Regions from separate parts of the Mus musculus genome. Here region 2 is linked to region 1. Evidence: chromatin loops called from intact Hi-C (ENCODE). Cell type or tissue: heart. All regions are shown on one strand. Links, peaks and the distances in the headings refer to the core of each region. The heading gives the core; the rest is flanking DNA.

Region 1 (2,913 bases), core at 145-2,644:
CGTAGCGGTCCAGGGAGATGGCGCAGAGGTGCATGATGGACGCCGTGGAGAAGAGCACATCCAGGTAAATCCAGACGGCACAGAGCTTGCTGGGCAAAGGCCACCGGTACCCTGTGGGGCAGAAGTTTAGCATCAGTGAATAGCTAGCTTCGTGCTTTCTGCAGCGTGTAATCTATACCCCAGGACTTACAACTTGGGGACAGGTAGAGGTGACAGGCAAGGGAACTACAAGAGACTTTCAATATTTAAACCAACAGCCAGTGTGCACTGTGATGGCACGGGCAGGGGAGTGCAGGGTTGAAGGTTTCTGACCTGTGGAATTGCATTAATGAAGGAGGAATTTGCTTTTTCCTCTGGAATGGAGTCTCTCTCACCCTCTACCTGGTCAAAGCCACTTTTATTTAGCAATGTGTCCAAAGTTATGTTCTGAGCCCTTCAATTGATGTTGCCGGTCACATACAGCCTTTATTTATCCACATAATTTTCTTTGGGGTTAGGGTCCCTATAGCTAGTCTAATCTTAGTCACTCTTAGACATGTCCAGTCTCACATAGACAGGCAATTAGTGGCTGTGTGACGAATCGTCTTCAAATCTCTTGAATGTCTTTTTTTATGGTGCACAGTCCCTTAATGTGTCTTATTAAATTTGGGGCATGTGAGAAACATTGAGGATGGTGAAGAATATCAAGGGTATCTGGACTTGGAGCTTTGTCTCAGGGCAGTGCTCAAACTACAGGTGACAGCTGGTTTTCGCAGGTGGCTCCTTAAAATGGAGACCCACCTCTGGCGATTCTGCTTCCGTAAGTCTGGAACAGGCTGGGAAATGTGCATTTTCCAAAAAAAAAAAAAAACAAAACAAAAAAAAAAAACTTAAGAAATCATACTGCTGAGGCTGGTATTGGCACTCAGGGAACAACCCCTGCTTAGGGCAAAGGTGACACTCGCCCCCCTCCGATGTCTCACAATCAAACAGTATAGCTTTGGGCCCATTTAAATCATTCTCTCTGGAGGGTGGCTAGAGATGAAGCCCCAATGTCAAAGGATTTTAAAACTCCCCAGAGTCCAAGGCAGGAAGCTTGGCAGGTTCTCTGCTGCCTGAGATGCCTTGGTGACATAAATGAAGTGCCCTGCTCCTTTCTGAGTGTTTTGGAGAGGACCAGACACTTGGATAGACTGTTGGTTTGTTCTGCTAATGTAAGGAGCAACAATATTACATCTGCCTGCGAATAGGAAGGAAGATTAGAGATCAGTACTTTCTTTAGGATAGTTTAGAGCTCAGGCTAAGCAGACCCTCCTTTTGCACAAGTCTTATTTCTACCTTGCTGCCTCCAGGGGTATTCAGAAAAGGAAAGGATGCTGGACCTAAATCTAATCCCAAATCTTCTAGCTTTAGTCTCAGGAAAGAAACTTCTCCCCTTAAAGTTTCTTACCAAAGGGTAAGAAGAGAATATTTGTGCAAGACAGGTTTGTGAATTGTGTGCTAGGGCCAGCCTGGCTAAGTGTCAACTAGACTCTAGGCTGCATCCCCAGAAGTCGTCACTAGGGGGCAGCCTTGTACCCCGAGCTGAGTCCAGGGACCTGCTGCACTTCCTACGTGGCCAGGATTACCCCTGCTGCCCAGCAGGTCCCTCTGCCTTCCTGCTGTGGTTTGGGTTCTTGCAGAGTCACCCTGCTCACCCCATAGTAGGGTTTGCCTCTGAGGGCTGGCCAGGGTTTTAGGAAGTGAGAGCATCTCTCCCGTGGCTGAGAAATGATAAGCAAATTTAATGGAATTATTTGGGTGTGTCATTTGAATGGTCAAGCCGGGGCAAATGGATGCTTGCTACTCCTGGCTTGCTTCCTTCTTCCTTGAAGCTTTTCGGGGCTGGATGGACATGTTCATATTGTAGCCTCTAGGACTTGGCCAGAAAATTCCCCTGTAAAGGTGAATTTTAGGGAAAACTGCCTGTAGTTCGGGTGACTGCCAAGGGCATGTGCCAGTAGTGCGAATATTCTTTCATTTGCTCATTGTTAGGAGGGATCCGGCTGTATTAGTCACACTTTGAAAGAGTCTCACATTCTGCCCCTCCATGAAAGCCATCCCAGTGTTTGCTGACTTCCTGGGAAGTTTGACACTGTCAAACCGTAGCAAGGAAAGCAAGACTGAGAGCTTTCAGTTTGTTTTCCACCCTCCAAAACCAGACAGGAGTTTATGTGTGTGCATTTTTTAAAGAATAACTCAAAGGTTTTCTTAGATATTGTCTTCTCTGGGCTTGGGGGGGGGGAGGGGGCAATTAAAACCAGAGTAATTCATTTATTCTAATGGAGACTCTGAATATTTTAACATTAAACCCACTCCTCCAGCACTAATGCTCTCTCTGCAAATGTTCCAAGGTAATTGGGAAGGTTTTACCACTCCATTAGAAGTGCTGAGAACCCGGTGAGAAACAGAAAACTGTTCTGTCCCGAGGCTGGCAAATAAAAGCAGGAAAAAAATCGCATGGGCACAGAATGACAGCTAAATTATGCTCACAGAGTATTGGAATACAGGTAATAATTTCTCTACAAAGATGTATCCATTCTAAGACACACAACTCACCAATGACCAGGTACTAGGCTGTCTGACTTTTTTTTTTCTCTCAAGAAAAATAAAATTTTAAGACTAAAACAAAGTTTCCTGTCTATTTCTCTCCTGGAGCCCCAGTCCCTCCACTAACAGCATGCACAAGCTCTTTGGGACTATGGTGAGGACAGCTGACATGCTAACACCACTCACCATACAGGATGGTTAACATGGACACGGGCATGACAAGGAAACCCAGCAGCATATCAGCTATGGCAAGTGACATCAGGAAATAGTTGGTGGCATTCTGCAGCTTTTTCTCTAGGGACACTGCCATGATGACCAGTATGTTTCCCGCAATGGTGAGAATAA
Region 2 (2,913 bases), core at 162-2,661, 330 kb before region 1:
TTAGCATCAGTTTCCCTCTAGCTCCAAAGGAGCTGTTTTGATAGCAAAAAGCTGTTTTTCAGGTTCAGGTTCATGGTATCTGAAACTTTGGCCCATACAAGCAAGAGATCCTCGGAACTGGGAAGTATGCTGTGATAGCAAGCCCCTGAGGGCTGCAGGAGGCCAGTCACGAGAAGAACAAGAGAACTTCAGGGTAGGACCGTGGGCACAAGGTTAAGAACTCTAAAAATAGAGAAGACGCTGGAAGGCAGCAGAAACCATTTCCCTTCCCTGTTCCTGGGATCGTGGAGGAATCAAATAACACTTGTGGGTGTCAAGAGACAATGTCGTGTTGAAGGTAATTCTCAGCCATTTCCAGAACCACACTGATGACACAGGAAGGAAGGAGATCGGGAGAAACACCACAGAGAAAACACCCCACTCCTCTCATGACGAAAGTTGGTCTAATCTAACTGTCAGAGAGAAAGCAAGGACACCCTACCTTGAAGTCTGTGGGACAAGGACTCAGAGTACAAGCTGGGAGAAGAAGCTGGGAAATGGATCTGGCTTGGTTAGTGAAGGATTAACAGCTCCTAAGTCCCTACTGGAGGGAGTGCTCCCACCCTCTTTATGTAAATGGGGGTGCTCCCACCCTCTTTATGTAAATGGGAGTGTTCCCACCCTCTTTATGTAAATGGCTGTCCTCTCCAGGGAGAAACTGGGGAACCGGAAGTGCTGGCCTTGTCTTCTGGATACTCTGACCACCAAGTCAAGTCTGGCTCAGCCAACATCAAACAATAATTACCCCCTACCCCCCCCCACACACACACACCTGTCCCCTTCCCTGCCTATTTTATCTCTGGACACCACACAGAAGGGCTGATCCCAAACTTCTATTTTACCCAACAAGTCAAAGACTGGAAAATGTTGCATTGGGCTTAGAAGCTTCTTTGAGAGGCCGTTGGCTTTTCCAAGTCAGTTCCTCCAACCTTTTCTGAGGCCTTTTAGTGAGCACTGACGTCAAAATGGATGAGATTTTTTCCACCCCCATGGCCTCACCTCAGAGCCACTGAAAGCCCCGTGAAGGAACCTAGGAAACAATGAGTAGAGGGAAACACAGGGTGTTTGCCTCAGAATGGAAGCCTTTGTGTTCATCTGAGGCAGAGTCAGGGACTCCAAACTGCTGAGCTAGGGCTTCTCCTGCTTAGGAGGGGAAAGGCCTTCTCCTAACTCATTGTCCTACGGAAGCTCAGTGGGTCCAGTTTCCGGCTTGGGCCAACAAAGCCTCTTGGCTTTTCCTTCCTATGCACAACATTTCAGAAGTCACCAAGTTGCTGGATTTCCTCTGGTAACTGAAAAAAAGTCATTCGTGTTGAATGCAAGGAGCTGGTCTGACCCCCCAGTCCATGATTTCTTCCTGCAAATGTCAACGCCTGTTTCCTCCAGCTGATAAGGCACCCTGGCAGCACACTAACGTGTGCTCTCCAAAACACACACCGCGCAGCCAACCGGCAAGCCCTCACCTCCATCCATCCCAAGGGGAGAATCATGTTTTCTATTTTAATTAAAACAGTTTACGTTTGTTTATTTATTTAGTGGACACACACATACACACACACACACACACACACACACACACACACACACACACACACATACACACACGGGACATGTTCGAAGGCAACTTGTAAGAGTCCATTCTCTCCTTCCACCATGAGGGGTCCAGGGATCAAAATCTGATTGTTAGTCTCAGTGGGAGTTACCCAGCTGCTCCAAGAACAATGGTTTTGTTTTTGTTTTTTAAATTTTTTTCTATTATGGTAAGTATACAGGATATAAAGTTTGTCAATTGTTTTTATCATTTGAGTGTAATTTGGTGGCATTAAAAACACTGAGTCATATTTTAAAATAAATAGCTATTAGTGACCCTATAGTCTCACTGAATGTGTCCAAGAGAAACAACATAGAGAGAGCTATTAATATCATTTATTTACAGTTTTTTCCTTAAAGGAAAAGTATACTATTCTTACGAAAATATCACTCTGAGTATTGGGGAGGGAATTAACCTCTGGGCCAGGTGTGGACTTAGACAAGGAGATTAAGGGGCTGCCATAAGTTCCCAGTCTGTAGGAAAGTTCTGTTATGTGCAGCGTTGACCCTTCTGGCTGTCAAGCAGATGTCTCCAGCTGAAAGACTCAGTGACAGCAAGTGGCTTTTCTAAGCTTGAAGAAAAAAATATCATCCCACTCCCATGATCAGGACTGGTTAGGGGGAAAGTGTATTGCATCGTGTGAGTTTGGGTTCAAAATCCAAATCTGGGTCTCTAGAGCTCATTGCAAGCCTCTTAGAACCTCTTGGCCTCTGTTTTCTCATCTATCAAATGGGGATTAATAAAATGATTTACTAGCCCACAGTGGTAGCACATGCCTTTAATGACAGCACACAGGAGGCAGAGGCAGGCAGATCTCTGAGTTCCAGGCCGATCTGGTCTATGGAGCTAGTTCCAGGACAGTCAGGACTACATGGAGAGAGCCTGTCTCAGAAAATAAAATCAAAATAAAATAATCTACTTCAGAGTGCGATTATAGGATTTGGACGAGGTGAGAGGATTAGTTAGGGTAACACCAGCCATTAGACATTAACAAATTCCTGGGTCTCAACAGTGTCACCTGGCAGAATAGCAGTCCTTGCTGACGTCACAAGGACAGGAAGGCGGCTTTCCTCTAAGAGCAGCCAATGAGCTGAGTCACTTTCAAACATCAGCTCTGGCCTCTTAAGAGGAGACTCTAGCTTTTCACCGAATGGAGGCATGTTCCTGTAGGTAGCCCCAATAAAACTGGCTGGTAGTATTTGTACTTTGACCTATTATAGAGTCCCCATCATGGGTGAGTAGATGTGTGTGTGTGTGCTTGTGTGTGTGTGTATGTGTGTGTA

What was found. A loop is a pair of places that touch in the nucleus more often than their neighbours do. Peaks named below come from ENCODE experiments on the same cell type or tissue, not always from the same donor. Only the 100,000 strongest peaks of a DNase experiment are listed, where the experiment ranks them.
Region 2: it touches region 1 in a loop (2.7-fold over the local background); 2 of 42 quality-filtered maps call a loop at or near these places.

The regions. Positions count from the first base shown.
Region 1 is chr14:74,642,186-74,645,098 of GRCm38, reverse strand. Htr2a (5-hydroxytryptamine (serotonin) receptor 2A) reads right to left here. Exons shown (of 3, transcript NM_172812.3): 1 at 2,755-2,913; 2 at 1-111. Among named protein-coding and RNA genes, the nearest start is that of Htr2a, 2.8 kb to the right of the region's middle. In heart, for the core only: a CTCF peak has its summit at 1,535 (motif pointing right); a DNase peak (open chromatin) is centred at 1,568; H3K4me3 peaks cover 417 bases; H3K27me3 peaks cover 102 bases.
Region 2 is chr14:74,972,717-74,975,629 of GRCm38, reverse strand. It overlaps Gm4278 (predicted gene 4278), which reads right to left and starts at 544. Exons shown (of 3, transcript NR_046078.1): 1 at 482-544. In heart, for the core only: no CTCF peak of the experiment used is centred there; a DNase peak (open chromatin) is centred at 1,319; H3K27ac peaks cover 992 bases.